2 separate regions of the Homo sapiens genome follow, and region 1 is linked to region 2. A link is a loop called in an ENCODE intact Hi-C map of the cell type or tissue named here. Cell type or tissue: chondrocyte. All regions are shown on one strand.

Region 1 (8,000 bases), 350 kb after region 2:
GGCTTTGGGGCAAGAAGTTTCTGAATTTGACCCTGGGAACCATCACTTTTTGGTTGTATGATCTATAGTAAGCAATTTATCTATTAATACTATATACCCTATAATTGTTAGCATATTTTATTATTATTCATTTTAACTATCAAAAGGGTGAATAATAGGAGTAGGAATACATGGCCAGGTATTATGTTTCATGAACCTATAATGAATTAACTGTTGGACAGTGTTTGATATATAGATTAAAGGAAGTCTATAGAAATCTCATGAGCAGACCCAAACATATCATATTATTCAATATGTTACCTGTATGCCATTTCCAATCAGATGCATTGTTTAAGAATTGAGGCTGGATCAACTGGTAAAGGGTTAATTGGGAAGCAAATTTGGGGCAAGGCACGGTGGCTCCTCCCTGTGATCACAGAACTTTGGGAGGCCGAGGTGGGAGGATTCCTTGAGCCTGGGAGTTCAAGATGAGCCTGAACAACATAGTGAGATCCCATCTCTACAAAAAATTTTTAAAAATTAGGCAGGAGTGATGGCACATGGCTGTAGTCCCAGCTACTGAGGATGCTGAGGTGGGAGGACTGCTTGAGCCCAGGAAGTCAAGTCTGCAGTAAGCTGTGATCACACCACTGTACTACAGCCTGGGTGATAGAGCAAGAACCTTAAAAAAAAAAAAAAAGCAAAGTTGTATCATATCTTTTACCTTGTAATTTAACCAGAATGCCTCATCCACATGTTAGTACTTAAGGTAAAAGGAAAACTAAAATAACAAAAAATACAGGGTACTAAACTATACATATGGTATTTTAATTATTATATGAGTTGTATATGTAATGCATGTACAGTGTGCATGTGCATACACGTATACACAAAATAAATCCCAAAGAACATAGCCCAATGTTAATTTCAACCATGATAGGATTAATTTTTTTTTTTTTGACACAGAGTCTTGCTGTGTTACGCAGGCTGGAGTGCAGTGGCGTGATCTCGGATCACAGCAGCTTCTGCCTCCCGGGTTCAGTTGATTCTCCTGCCTCAGCCTCCCGAGTAGATGGGATTACAGGTGTGAGACACCTGACATCCTGAGTAGCTGGGACTACAGCCGTGTGCCACCACTTCTGCCTAATTTTTAATTTTTTTTTTGGTAGAGATGGAACCTCACTATGTTGTTCAGGCTCATCTTGAACTCCTGGGCTCAAGGAATCCTCCCTCCTCGGCCTCCCAAAATTCTGTGATCACAGGCAGGAGCCACCGTGCCTTGCCCCAGATTTGCTTCCCACTGAACCCTTTACCAGTTGATCAGCCTCAGTTCTTAAACAATGCATCTGATTGGAAATGGCATACATGTAACATATTGACCACTCAGCTAATTTTTTTTTTTTTTTTGTATTTTTAGTACAGACGGGTTTTGCTGTATTGGCCAGGCTGGTGGTCTCGAACTCCTGGCTTCAAGTGATCCACCTGCCTTGGCCTCCCTAAGTGCTGGGATTACAGGCGTGAGCCACTGCGCCCAGTTTATGATGGGACTGGTATTTTTAACTTCACTACTTGGCCCAATATTAAGCCTTTGCTGAGTATGGATTATACTTATGAAAAAAACACTATATCCCTTAAAACCCCTGCTACTTATGAAATATTTCAGATAAAAAGTATAGAGAACTATAAAATTAATCCAAGTTAAGAAAAACTTTACTCCTCCATGACCCTTTCTTCACTCCTAGAAATAATCAATATCCAGAATGCGGTATTTATTCCACTTTTTTTTTTATTACTTTACTACATATGAGAGCGTCCCTAGACAAAATATAGTATTCTTTTGCATATTTGTCTTCATACAACCACACACACACATTAATACTATAGGTGTTCTTGTCCTCCAACTAGCTAATTTAACATTATATGTCTATATGTACACACACACACACAAACTTGATTCTTATACTCAAGAGAGCATTGTGAGGAGTTCAAGAGGAAACCCTCCTCCAGATCCCAGCACAGTTTTTGACACATTATTCACAGCACCAATGTTTGCTTCCTTCTCATCCCAACTGTGCTGAGATGTTATTTCTTTACATATTCACTTCTAATTTTACCATTAAGTATTCTTTTTGTCTGCATTCTTTTAGTTTACATTGTGGTTCTTTATCAGGCTTTCTGAATTGAATGTTTAACTCATTTTCATTTTTATTGATATAGGTATTTAATGCTTTAAAATAGCCTCTGATAGCAACTCTAGCTAAATTCGTACATCCTCTGTTTTCATTATGATTATATGCACCAAATTCTGCAACTTTAATCTATTTCCATTTGGGTGCAAGTTTTGTTTAATAGCCTCAGATAGAGTCAATTTTCATGAATGATCCATGTTTATATGAAAAGTAGGTGTGTTGCCTAATATTAGGCTTCACAATTTAGAATAAGTGTATCTGTAAGATCTACCCTTGGAATTATGTTGCTTAAGTCTTCTCTACAGTTGTTAAATTTTTCTCCACCTGAACGTTTTTGGATTATAGGAAATGTGGTAGAATTTCTATTATTAAATGGTGTGCTTCTTCCTACTTCTCTTTGCACTACTGTAGTTTTTGCTCTATCAATATTTTTACCACATGACTGCATATATGAGTAGCTCCCATCTTCCTTGTGAATTGTAGCCTTTGACTTTATCAACTGTGTTTTTTTGTCTCTTTAAATCCATTTTGGTCTCAGTTTTTTTCTTTTAATTATCAAGATTGTAACCCTTACTTTCTTTATATTGTCAACTGCCTAGTATATATTTATCCTTACATTTTTAACCTATATGAATACGTTTGTTTTACGTGTATCACTTGGAAAAGCACAGCTTTGGATTTTTCTTCAATAGGCAATCTGAAATACTTTTAATAGATGAGTTAAGCCAATTTATTGTTATTGATATGATTGATGTCTTTGCTCATTTGTGTTCAATTCTGTTGTATTGCTTTTAAACACAGAAATTGTATAGTCTTTCACTAGTTCATATGTTTATTTGCTATCTATATTTAGTATTTCGAATGGTTAATACATAATATCCTTGATATGGAAGAAGTCTTAATAATGAGTAGAGAAATCATCAAAAGATATGAACAGATAATTCACATAAAATGCAATATACATAGTCACTAAACTTTCAAAAATATACCAAATTACAATAATTCTGCCTGCCACGGGCTGCCAGTGTGCACCAGAGGTATCTCATGTTTCATCTTATGGATGCCCCAGAGTAGAGGATTTTACTGTCTTCTTTTACACTTATCAATTTTATTCTGACAGAATTAGAGTCATTCTATATGTAAATTCATACCCTGGGTTTTAAGTGAGGTATTTTTTTTTTGCTCCATGCAAACACGTCTGTGGAGAAGTTTGACAATGGTGGTACGGTGGTGCCCCCTCGTGACTGAAGCCTGAACTGCATGCAGCTTGAACATCACAGTAGGAAAGTGGGAGGGAGGAGTTGTGGCCCAAGCCCCGCCCTACAGAGTTTTCTAGAAGTCTGAGTGGAAAATTGGGCATTCCCAGTGTGTAGGAATACTGACAGCCTCCATTAAAAAAATGGAGCCTTTTACTATGTGGAAGAGAAAACTATGTCAGAATAATAAATATATATTTTAAATGCTTTGAGACATATGGATAAATAGCTGGAGACCTGGGTAAGCTAAAATGGATGCAGATCTTTTATTATCTTTGTAACCCAAGTTTGCCCTTATTATAACCATCTTTTCATGGAAATATACGTCTGTGATAACATCTTAAAATACTTAAACACAAAATCTCACTTTTTTTTTTTGGACTATGTATTTCATTGTGTGGATACCCTCAAATTTATTTCACTAGTATTATAGCAATGAAAATTTAGTTCCCTTACCATTTCTATGACCGAAAATAATGTACTTAACGCCATGCTCGTGTATATGCAAATATGTTTGTAAGCATTTATTTATAGTAAGTTCCTAAAAGTTTCATTTTAAAACCCTTTGAACTATAACATTTTATATTAATAATCAATTCAAAATACTATTACTAATTTATATTGCCTATATCACAGTATGAAAGTACCTAGTTCTCCACACATTAGAAATAATGAGAATCATTAATTTGGTACACAAGAAGTCATCTCTCATCATTACTTTCATTATAACTCGTTTTTGTTGCCTTCTGGAATTCCATCCTATGGATGTAACATAATCAATTTTCACAACTTCTTGTTATTCAGACTGTCCTGATATTTCCTATTATCTACACTGTGTGGATGGCATCTTTTCAGAGTCTGTGCACTGCTGAAGGGCACAGTTACAGGCACAATTCCTGTGGCTATTTGCGCTAGTGAGTTGAATGTGTCTTCCTTGAGTCCAGCAAGCTGTCTTAGGAGAAATATAACACAACATGATAAATGTCTCAGTTTGTGTGAGTGAGTGTGTGTGTGTGTGTGTGTGTGTGTGTATGCTGACAACCACATTTCCCTCTGCCCTTTTGTGGGTTTGTGTCTCATTTGGTTTCTCTTCCCAAATTCAGGCTCAGAAGTGACAAAAGAGAATTATCAGGATGGCAGTCCTTATAACCAGATGCTTATCAACATTCTTCACTACATTCTGAAGATGAATTTCTACAAGGGAAATTGTTTATGTAAGTGGTGTGTACCCTTTGATATGTATTGACATAGTGGCACACATAGAGTTGTGCCATTTAAACTCCCCAAGGGGAGGCATGTGAGGTCGGCCACAGAGGACTGAAGAAATTAGTTAATGCTGACATCCTATCACATAGGGTGGGTCCTGGACTCCGTCATGGACCTGCTGTCATGCCATTGCCACAATTGGAAGACGTGGAAGTGATCAGATGCAATCAAATTTTGTACACAAGCACATCCTGATGTAGCGATGAGGGAAAGGGGGAAGAGGAATGATCATTGCTTGGACTTACAGGACAGAGGCAGAAGGGCTAGGACACAGGCACTCTTTATACGCATTCTTTTTTTTTTTTTTTTTTTGAGACGGAGTATCGCCTGTTGCCAGGCTGGAATGCAATGGTGTGATCTCAGCTCACTGCAACCTCCGCCTCCTGGGTTCAAGCGATTCTCCTGCCTCAGCCTCCTGAGTAGCTAGGACTGTAGGCACGCACCACCACGCCCAGCTAATTTTTTGTATTTTTAGTATAGTCGAGGTTTCACCATGTTGGCCAGGATGGTCTCCATCTCTTGAGCTCGTAATCCGCCTGCCTCGGCCTTCTACAGTGCTGGGATTACAGGCGTCAGCCACCACACCCGGCCCTATATGCATTCATTTTTATGTAAAACATATGCATCAATTCTTTTGTATGAAAACGTTTGGTCATTACTGTGGTACAACAGAAGACCAGGTCAGTACCATATTTTTTTTTCATATGTACACGGATTTTTATTTTGTTTTAGACATTGTCTTACACACAATAGACATTCAGTATTTGTTGAAATTAATGAAAGAAAAGAGAAACATGAAAACGGTCTGAGAAGACAATAATCTGCTTTTTAATTTATAGACAGCAATTAGGTCAAACAATTATAGCAATGATGACAAAGAACAATATCTGAGGTACACTCAAAACCTTATGAGGGTTATTTGCCAGTTTTCCTGGCTATTTCTACACCCTTTGATCTCTAGTGAATGTTTCTACTTACAACTACATATTTTGTAAGTTTTGCCTACTGTATTTCAATCAACACTGTAAAAAATGAAGAGAGTCTTTTTGGTTCAAATTTGGTTTTTAGTTAATTATGTGATGTGTATATGATTTTTTGTTACCTTTTCTGTATAGATATCAGGAGAATCGAAAATATGTTGATGGTGGAATTGTGGTATGACATTTTTACTGACTACTACTCTGCAAAAGTTTTATCTATGAGCTCTATGGGTTGTTCCTGGCTTTTGAAAATTTACTTTAAGGAAGTGTTTTTGGAAATGGATTATAAGTATACAAGTATGCAATCTTATGTATTTGCAACTGTCTAAGATGTTATGATACTTTCCTCCCTGCAATCTGGCATTCATCCATTCAAGACATTTTAATTGAACTCTTACAATGTTCTTAATACTATGATAAGCCCTGAAGGTAAACTGTGACTAAAAATGTTGCAGGATAAAATACAGGATTCCTAGTTAAATTTGAATTTTAGATAAACAACATTCTTATACTAAAAATTATTCCATGTTTATCTGAAATTCAAATTTAGCTGAGTGTCCTGTAACTTTTTATTTTATTTGTTTACTTGTTTGTCTGTGATAAATATGGCAGCCCTAGTAAAAATAAATATAGCCCCTGATTTATTCTAATTTACTCTTTGGTTGGCAAGGAAGGCACTAATCAAATAAACCTGCAGATAAATGAAAAATTGCAACTGAGATAAGTATGAACAAGAATAAATTCAAAGCTGAAGAAGAAGAAAATAATTGGAAGAGAAACCTTGTCAGAAAGGGGACTTCGAAGCTCTATGGAAGTGTCAATGGACCCACAATACAGTGGGGAAGGAAAGAGATGCTCTGGCACTCTTTCTTTTAAATGACAGTTTTATATTCAACTTTAATGGTACAAGCAGTAGAAAGCCTGGCTGCTCACAGAGATGCAGAAAACACTCAAAGCCTTGTTTCAGGACCCACCCACTATCTTTCCCATTTGGCATCTGACTCATAATGAAGCCAGAGGCTGCAAGTTTTAGACGTATGCAAAGGTGGTACATTTCAATATTCAATTCCAATTAATATGGATATTTTCTGGGGTCAGAGAAGGAAAGGTTATTTGTCCCATCAGGCCACTGGCCTTTGCTCCTACCAGAAGTGAGAGGAACCATGCCTGTTTTTAAATAACAGGGAAGACTTTTTCAGCACAGGCTGGTGGGAAAGACACAAATCTATCTAGTCACCTGGGAGCTGTCAGACAGGAATGTTGCAAGTGACTACACCTTGCAGTGCCTCTGGCAGGATTAGGACTCTCAAACTTTCCCAATAGCCCAGCTTGTGATTCCTTCTTGCTTTCCAAGTTGCCATATGCATGCAATATTTAAAAATGGTCTTGGACAGTTTGTATTAATTACTCAGAATTTGAATATGCTCATTGTTTATCATCATTATAATAACAGTCCTACCTCAGGTTTATATGTTTATTCCCATATATTTGGGTTCCTTTAATTATCTTATGTATTTTTATGATGTCTGCAAAATAAAAGGGGAATGAGTGTTATTATACCAATTTTTATGGATGCGGGAACCTGAGCATAGCCTCTCTAAATAAGTTGCTAAAGTCATTTTTCTGATACAATCCACAACCAGATTGACTGCTTACCTAGACTCTTAGCTTTGTCTGGAGCTGTATCAAGCTAGTTAGAAGTGCAAAGTCTAAATTTATTGACTGAAAAAAAAAATCTCGAAAAGATAGTACTAAATATAAATAAATAAGTCACAAAATATGCAGCCAATTAGATTAAACTCATCAAAAATAAACTGACACCTGCTTTTTTTTTGCTTCCATTTGCTTGGTAAATATTCCTCCTTCCCTTTATGTCAAGCCTATGTGTGCCTTTGCACGTGAGATGGGTCTCCTGAATACAGCACACCAATGGGTCTTGACTCTTTATCCAATTTTCCAGTCTGTGTCTTTTCATTGAGGCATTTAGCCTGTTTACATTTAAGGTTAATATTGTTATGTGTGAATTTGATCCTGTCATTATGATGTTAGCTGGTTATTTTGCCCATTAGTTGATGCAGTTTCTTCCTAGCATCGATGGTCTTTACAATTTGGCATGTTTTTGCAGTGACTGGTTCTGGTTGTTCCTTTCCATGTTTAGCGCGTCCTTCAGGAGCTCTTGTAGGGCAGGCCTGGTGGTGACAAAATCTCTCAGCATTTGCTTGTCTGTAAAGTATTTTATTTCTCCCACACTTATGAAGCTTAGTTTGGCTGGATATGACATTCTGTGTTGAAAATTCTTTTCTTTAAGAATGTTGAATATTGGCCCCCAC
Region 2 (8,000 bases):
AGTCATCGAAGTCTGCATACATGCCTTAAATTTAGAATGCCAAGGCATTAACCACAAATCCTCACATTAGGGTGTGTGCATGTATGTGTGTGTGTTAACTACCTGAATATTCACTACAATCTATAACTGTGGAGGATTTTCTCCCATTTAAGAGATAGAGACATGCTGTTGCCATTTTTTCTTAGATGATTCAAGACTGAGATACGAAGCAATTTCTTCGGATTTATCTATCCATATACAACTAGGAAGTTATACCTTTTCAGACAATTTTGACTAACTTTGGAACTCTCAAAGCTAACAAGACAAAAAGTTCCCCTCAACTTTTGCAAAAACACTTGGAGTTTCTCCAGAAGGCTGTATTTCTGGAGGGCAAAACTGATCACTTATCCCTTGAGTCTGTGAGCCCTACGTGCACCCAAGATCTAAACTTGTTCATTGTCTTTATCTCATCATCAGGTAGAGAAGGCCAAAACTGCAAAGTTTGCATGGATCTTTAGGTATAAGACCACTGACCCAAACTGATGGATGCAGAAAAATGTCTAATAAGCATAAAGTGAACAAAACTAAGATTTTTCTAGTGCTAAATCCAATATTCCAAGATTGATTTTTAAGGTGGTTTTTAGTAATTTTCCAACAAGAAACTAGTTTTCCCCCCCATTCCTATTAAGACTTATGTGAGAACTACTTATATAACCCAAGTAGGAAGATGACTATTTGATGTTTTTAACTGTTACATTAAACACCATGGTACTCTAATTATTGCTTACTTTGTGGCAAAAATTTACTAGAAGATAGGTTTATTTACTGAACCTATTAACTTTCTCTACTGTGTGTTTCCACTAGAACCCCCCATGACTTACTTTCCTTTGAGGGAAGAGTATTTTTTTCTTCAGTATTAGTTTTCTTCAGTTTTGACCTGTCAAACTTCTCCACTTCCGACAAGTCTGGCTTATCACTCATCTTGACTAGAAGATAGCCTGAAAAGAATAAACATTTTTAAGAAAACTTACCTGGCAGAACTGTCTTCGGACTAAGGGGTCACAAGCAAAAATTTTCATATTTCATATCAATGTATATTCTACCCGCTCATTTTCAACAGAAAAACAGCAACAGATCTTAGAAAAGTTATATTTTTGTTAGAATAATTTTAACTCCACATCATTAGCCCATTTTGATATGCAGTAAATGCCGTTGGATCAGAACGCACCAGAAACCAAGATTCTCCAGAAACCCAGAGCCAATATGTCTGACTCTTAAAATCACAGCAAGGGTAAAATGGAGGTGATAGAAGCACAAGAGCAGACAGGGACAGAATAAAAAATAAAGACTGGCTTTAACCAGTTAATGATTTTGTAACAGGAGATAGCACTATTCGAGCATCTTCACTTTCTATTAAATTACTTTTGTTTTTTGGCATTTTTTTTTAGGAGACGGGGAGCAGCACAAAAAAAAAAAGAGTGGCATAAGTTGTACTAATTTCTTTCTATTTTAAATGCCCAAAGATGACAGTACATTAAGGCATTACAATACACGTCTCATAATAGCTCCTTGTGGCATTGGTGTATAAACGTTGTAAGAAGGGACAGCTAACTAGGATCAAACCCAGGACTTCAGCAGAATGGGATAAACCAAATAAAAGCGAGTCTTGTTTCACCATGTTTTCTCTGCAAAGAGAGAGGTAAAGAGATGAGGCTTAGAGGTGCATGGCTGTGGACCTGACGAAATGCCTGGTGCCCTGTAAGCGTCCCGAGTTTGTCCAGAAGAGACAATAGGATATCCCAGAAATCGGAGGGCAGAGTTCTCATTCGCAAGCCCAGCCCCACCCTCGTGCAGTAAGATACTATGTCTAGTGCTTGGGGTAGAATGGAGAGGCCCCCAAGCAGCCAGAAGTGCCGAACATGCCTCCATTCCGTCGAGTTTACCCTAAGACCCTCCTCTGCCAAGCCATTAGACGCCAAGCTCAGAGCTGGAAAACTGGAACTAACAAATAAATAATAGCAGGGCCGGGTGCGTAGGCCAGTCTGTCAAGAGCAGTTTGCATACTTTTAAAAATAACTATTAGCTTTTTCTGGCGCCCAGCCTAACGGCCACGGGAGGAGAAGGAATGAGGACCAAGCCCCAGGGGGCCCATTCCGGGCGGCCTCCAAACTCCTCATCCTCTAAGCCTCCGACCTGCAGCTACTGCGGACAGGTCCCTTTAAGGGTCCGCGCTCCCCGCCTCCCAACCCCGGGGCCTTGTTTCCAGGGACCGGCCCCCAGGAGGGCTCGGCATCGAGCGCAGAAGGCGGCCCCCTGGAAGACAAAGGCGCGGACTCGCTCGCCCGGGCGGCGGTGCAGACGCGAAGCGCCAGCCCCAACCTCGGCTCCTCTGGCTCCCGAAGGCGCGGCATCCCCCGCCTCGCAACCCTGACGCCTTCCCATCCCCATGGTCCTCTGGCTCCTGCGAGGCCGCAGGTCCTCACCTGAAAGCTTGAAGACTCGTGAAAGGCTGTTCGCGGGGCTGAGACCCAGACTCGCTCCGGACCAGGTTAGCGTTCCCGCGCAGAGCCCTGCAGTGCTAAGCCACCCAGCAGGCCCCGCCCCAGCCCTCTCTGATTGGCCAAAGGTTTCCGGGCTCGCCACCCCCCCCCCCCCACCCCGCCCTTCCCCTCCTCCGCTTGAGTGTACAGAGCCCGCGTCCACCCTCTCCTCTAGGATCGGGGCTTGGTGAAGTCAGAGCCGACCCCGCCTCCCCAGGCCCCACCTCCCAGGCCTCTTCCACTGCTTTAGTCCTGAGGGTCCACATACCCTTCATCCTGACTACACTCACTCTTTCACAATAACAGAGGCCTCTGCAATAAGCAGACACATCTCGCCCAGTGAGCTTAGAACATCTGGAACTCCGAGGTCCAAGCTGAATGACCGGTATTTAGGCTCTTTCGGCTTTTTATAGCCATTGGGGCCCAAGGATGCTGTGATAACCTAACAGTAGGTTGGAAGTGGGGCTCGGTGTTGTCTGCTCTAATCCTTGGCCAGGTCGTGGAGTAGGGGTGCTCATAGTGAGGGTGGGTGGTTCAGGGCCATTCACCCCTACAACTGGACATTTCTGTGACAGTAGTGCTCTCCTATGAAATGTAAAAGTCACATTCGCAGCTTTCTCGGCCACTGAACACGATAGCAGTTTATAATAATCACAGAACAACTGAGGCTATTCACCTTTATATCCCTAATCCCTAGCACTTTGGCCCACAAGACACATTGGTTGTGGAGATGTCTATAGATTGAAGTAATAAATACGTGATGGGTGGAAGTTTTGGACAATAGCACCACCCAGTGTCTGTTGGAAGAGAAAATTGAGGATTCGGTATTTACTTGAAAGGACTAAACGTTCAAGATCATTTTCTGGATACTCACCCAGAACCTTAGAGCATTAAGGTAAGATGGAGGTAGAACTATGTCTTTAGCTTGCACCCCATGTGTGGTGGTATAGATCTATATAGATCGAAAGTCACTCTTTCCACAAGGATTTCTCAAGGCTTCCCCAGCTTACTTCATTCCCTTTTCTTTGCTTTTGTAGCACGTTGTGTTAATTTGAGAATTGTGTATGTTTGTTGGAGAAACTTTTAAAACAGAAAGATATGCTCATTCAACAAGTAATATTCATTGAGTACCTACAGTGTTCCTGGCATTAAATATAATAAACACCAGTGTTTTCACTACACAGATTTCAATGTTGTTAACATTTAGGTATACTTACTTTGTCTTTCTTTTAAGGACTAAAAGCGTTACAGAAAAAATTGAGGTTTCCTTGACCTTCACTTCATTTCCATTCCCCCTCCCACTTGCCCAGGGGTAGTCCTATCCTGAATGTGATGTGTAGCTTTCAGCGTATTTTTCTGTCATTACAGATTAATGTGATTTCTGTTTCCAGGAGCAAAATGAAGCATTGTTTGAACAAGTGATCCAAGGCTAAGACCACACCCCTTACTTCACTTGGGGTTGACAGGAAGCTCCAGACAACCACCCCTCCATAGCCCAAACCTCAAAATCCTGCCACCCTGGTCTGCCTTGAATCATTAGAACTTATCTAATGATGACATTTATCTCCATTTGTGCGAGTCACCCCAAGACACCCTTCAACTCCTATATTCTAACTGCCATAAGGTTGTGTCCACATCCGCTCTTTAGTTCACTTTTCTCACCGCTCCTCTACTAATAAAACACAATACACCCTCGGTAATTCCTCCATATTTTAAGCCTCTTCTCTGAATTTCCCCTTCCATGAGGATTCCAGATCCCCTGAAGCCCACTCATGAGGAGCAGATGATTTTTCACTCCTACCACCACTGTACCACAGATCCTAAAGCTTATGTAAGGGACTTTGCTGCTTCTCATTGCTGTCTTTAGATAGCAATTCCCCTCCTACCCCCCTAAAAACTTCCAGCTTTTGACAACTTATGTCATTGACTAGCCTTTGTTGTTGACATATAACAAATTTCAACTATTCCCGGCCGGGCGCGGTGGCTCACGCCTGTAATCCCAGCACTGTGGGAGGCCGAGGGGGGCGGATCACAAGGTCAGGAGATCGAGACCATCCTGGCTAACACGGTGAAACCCCGTCTGTACTAAAAATACAAAAAAAATTAGCTGGGCGTGGTGGTGGGAGCCTGTAGTCCCAGCTACTCGGGAGGCTAAGGCAGGAGAATGGCGTGAACCCGGGAGGCGGAGCTTGCAGTGAGCGGAGATAGCACCACTGCACTCCAGCCTGGGTGACAGAGTGAGACTCTGTCTCAAAAAATAAAAAATAAAAAATAAAAATTCAACTATTCCCCACTCATTTTTCAAAAATTTTAGCTCCTACAACACAGTCATTCTCAAAGGTAGTTGTCCTGCTTTAATTCTTGGTAAATTCAAGAATGATAATTCTGACAAACTGGCGTTTTCAGTTCCTTGAACATTTCTCCCCCATAACATCGTCCTCAACTCCACCTCAGTTACTCACACAGCCATAGTCTAGCCCTTGTCACTATAATTATGGGAAACCCTCCATAATCTCAATTTTAAACATCCCTCTTTCTGACCATAACCTCCTCTCTTTTCAGCTAACTCATTTTGCACCTTTCTTTTGGTCTCCCCAGAATCTCCAATGCATTGATCTTATCAGATTTTCACTATCTCTTCTTCCCTTTATTGTATTCTCTCCCCTCCTTCCCTAGCTCAAATGTCATGTTCAGTCTTTACAATCACTTATCTACATATACCCTCCACTGTCCTGCCTTTTCAGTTTGTATTGCTTCATAGGAAAAATAACAACCCTGGCTAAATTCAACTACACTTCAACAAGCCTGAGCCTACAAAGAGAAATCTGGCCAAAGGAAAATACATAACTACATGACTCATTTCAATTTAAATTCATGACTATTAACTTAAATCAGACTCTTAATATTAATAGGCACTCATTCTTTAGACCTTCTGGTCCTTAACTTTCTGACTATTTTAACTTACTACTTCATAGCTTCTCTCCCATCAAACTCTCTATACCACCTCTCCATCCCAACTCTTCTCTTGCTTTCTATTTATACTAGAAAAGTGTAGCCCTCAGAAGAACACTTCCACAGACCCTATATTAGTCAGGGTTCTCTAGAGGGACAGAACTAATAGGATATATGTATATGAAAGGGAGTTTATTAAAGAGAATTGACCCACATGATCACAAAGTGAAGTCCCACAATAGGCCATCTGCAAGCTGAGGAGCAAGGAAACCAGTAGTGACCCAGTCTGAGTCCCAAAACCTCAAAAGTAGGGAAGCCAACAGTTCAGCCTTCAGTCTGTGGCCAAAGGCCCGAGAGTCCCTGGCAAACCGCTAGTATAAGTCCAAGAGTCCAAAAGCCGAAGAACTTGGAGTCTGATGTTAGAGGGCAGGAAGCATCTAGCAAGGGAGAAAGATGAAGGCCGGAAGACTCAGCAGGTCTGCTCATTCCACTTTCTGCCTGCTTTTTCTAGCCACGCTGGCAGCCAGTTGGATGGTGCCCACCCAGATTGAGAGTGGGTCTGCCTCTCCGAGTCCACTGACTCAAATGTTAATCGCCTCTGGCAACACCCTCACAGACACACCCAGAAACAATATTTTGCATCCTTCAATCCAATCAAGTTGACACTTAATATTAACCATCACGGAACCCTACCACCACATCACTTCACCTACCTGCACCTGCCTACATATATATGACTTTCCTGTTGATATCATACATGAAATTTCCAGACTCCTGTCTAAAAGTTCCCCTCCTTTCCCACTAGATCTCTTTCTCTCAAACCAATTCAGTGACGTTGCTACCATCTTTCTCTCCATTATGTCTAGCATCATCAATATTGTACTCTCTACTGTATCGTTTCTCTCAGGATACAATTGTACTCTTATTTCCTATCTATCTACCTATCTGTCTATACACACATTATTATATATGTGTATATGTTTATATATATACACACATTCTTTTTATGTGTACATATTCTTGACTTCAATCCTTCTACCTACCATTACCCCATTTCTTTGTTCCCCTTTGATGGAAATCTTTTACAGTTACATATGATATATGTTTTCATGTTCAGTGTAAGGCATTATTTGAACCAGGACTCCTGACCTAAGACCACAATCCCCTAGGCTTTCTATCTACATCAATCTAGCATCAAGAAGGATCCCCAAAAATCATCCTTCCTTATCCTCCATTTTCTCTGTCTATTCTATTTCTCATTCCCTCTGTTCCAGATGTGGCCTCCCTCTTATTCCTCAGACAAGCCATGCTCACTATTGTGTTAGGGCCCTTACAATATCTATTCTGTATGTCAAGAAAGTTATTTCCTCAGATATCCAGTGTGACTACTCTGTCATCCTCTTTTAACAGTTGCCTATTTCCAATTTTTCTTCTCCTGGTCTCTCTTGAACATATTCCAATCAGGTATTCACCTCTTCCACTCAACTGAAATTACTTTTGTCAAGGTCATGAATGGCTTTCACATGGCTCAATACAATGGTCAATTCTTAATCCCTCATTTTGAACTATCAGCAGCATTTGGCATAGTTGATGAGTGAGTTCTTCTCACTTCACTTACATTGCATGGCTTCCAGGACACTGCACTCTCCTATTTTATCCATCCTCACTAGCTCTTCCTCTTCTCCCAGACCTGTTTAAATGGGAGTGACCCAGGACTCAGTCCCTGTTCTTCTACTCATTTCTATCTACACTTCCCTGGTGATATCTCCCAGTCCAGTAGCTATAGAAAACATTTTTATGTTAACAATTTCTATATTCATGTCGGCAGGCCAGATCTGCATCCTAAACTCCAGTCTGATATATACAACTGCCTACTCAGCACCTCCACTCAGATGTCTTATAGACATCTCAAATGCAAAATGTCACACACTAAACTACTAATCTTTTCTCCAAAACCCACTCCTCCTACAGCCTTCCCCATCTCAATTGATGGCAACTCCATCATCCATATGGTCATGTCAAAAATCTTGATATCATCCTCAATTCCTCCCTTTCTTTTACACTACACATCCGATCCATCAGGAAATTATTGTGGCTGCACTCAAAATGCATCCAAAATCTAACCATTTATCATCTCCATTTGTATGCATAAAGTCTAATCCACCATCATATCTCATCTGGATAACTGGAGTAGTTTTTGGCAGATCTCTCTACTTCAGCTCTTGCTCCCTAGTTTTTGTATTCTCAACATAGAACCTAAAGTGATTATGTTAAAAATATAAATCAAATCATGGTGCTCCTCTACTCAAAGTCCTGCAAAGGCACCTTATTCTCCTCAGAGTTAGAGTCAACGTTCCTTAAAAAAAAAAAAAAAACACATTTTCTGGCTCACCATCATTTCTCTGACCCATCTATCTACTCTCTTCCTCACTCACTTTGCCCCATCCATGACCTCCTTACTATTCCTAAAGACCAATGACACTATGAAGAAACTGCATCAACTAGTGTGCAAAATAACCAGATAGCATC

The links. Peaks named below come from ENCODE experiments on the same cell type or tissue, not always from the same donor. Only the 100,000 strongest peaks of a DNase experiment are listed, where the experiment ranks them.
Region 1: it touches region 2 in a loop (4-fold over the local background); 7 of 110 quality-filtered maps call a loop at or near these places.

The regions. Positions count from the first base shown.
Region 1 is chrX:102,860,515-102,868,514 of GRCh38, forward strand. It overlaps ARMCX5-GPRASP2 (ARMCX5-GPRASP2 readthrough), which reads left to right. Exons shown (of 19, transcript NR_146584.3): 13 at 4,528-4,638. LINC00630 (long intergenic non-protein coding RNA 630) reads left to right here. Exons shown (of 12, transcript NR_146589.1): 4 at 4,528-4,638. Among named protein-coding and RNA genes, the nearest start is that of RAB40AL, 73 kb to the right of the region's middle. In chondrocyte, CTCF peaks have their summits at 3,411 (motif pointing left) and 3,612; no DNase peak of the experiment used is centred here.
Region 2 is chrX:102,514,204-102,522,203 of GRCh38, forward strand. TMSB15A (thymosin beta 15A) reads right to left here and starts at 2,536. Exons shown (of 3, transcript NM_021992.3): 1 at 2,463-2,536; 2 at 861-977. The coding sequence starts at 960. In chondrocyte, CTCF peaks have their summits at 3,299 (motif pointing left) and 3,498; a DNase peak (open chromatin) is centred at 2,348.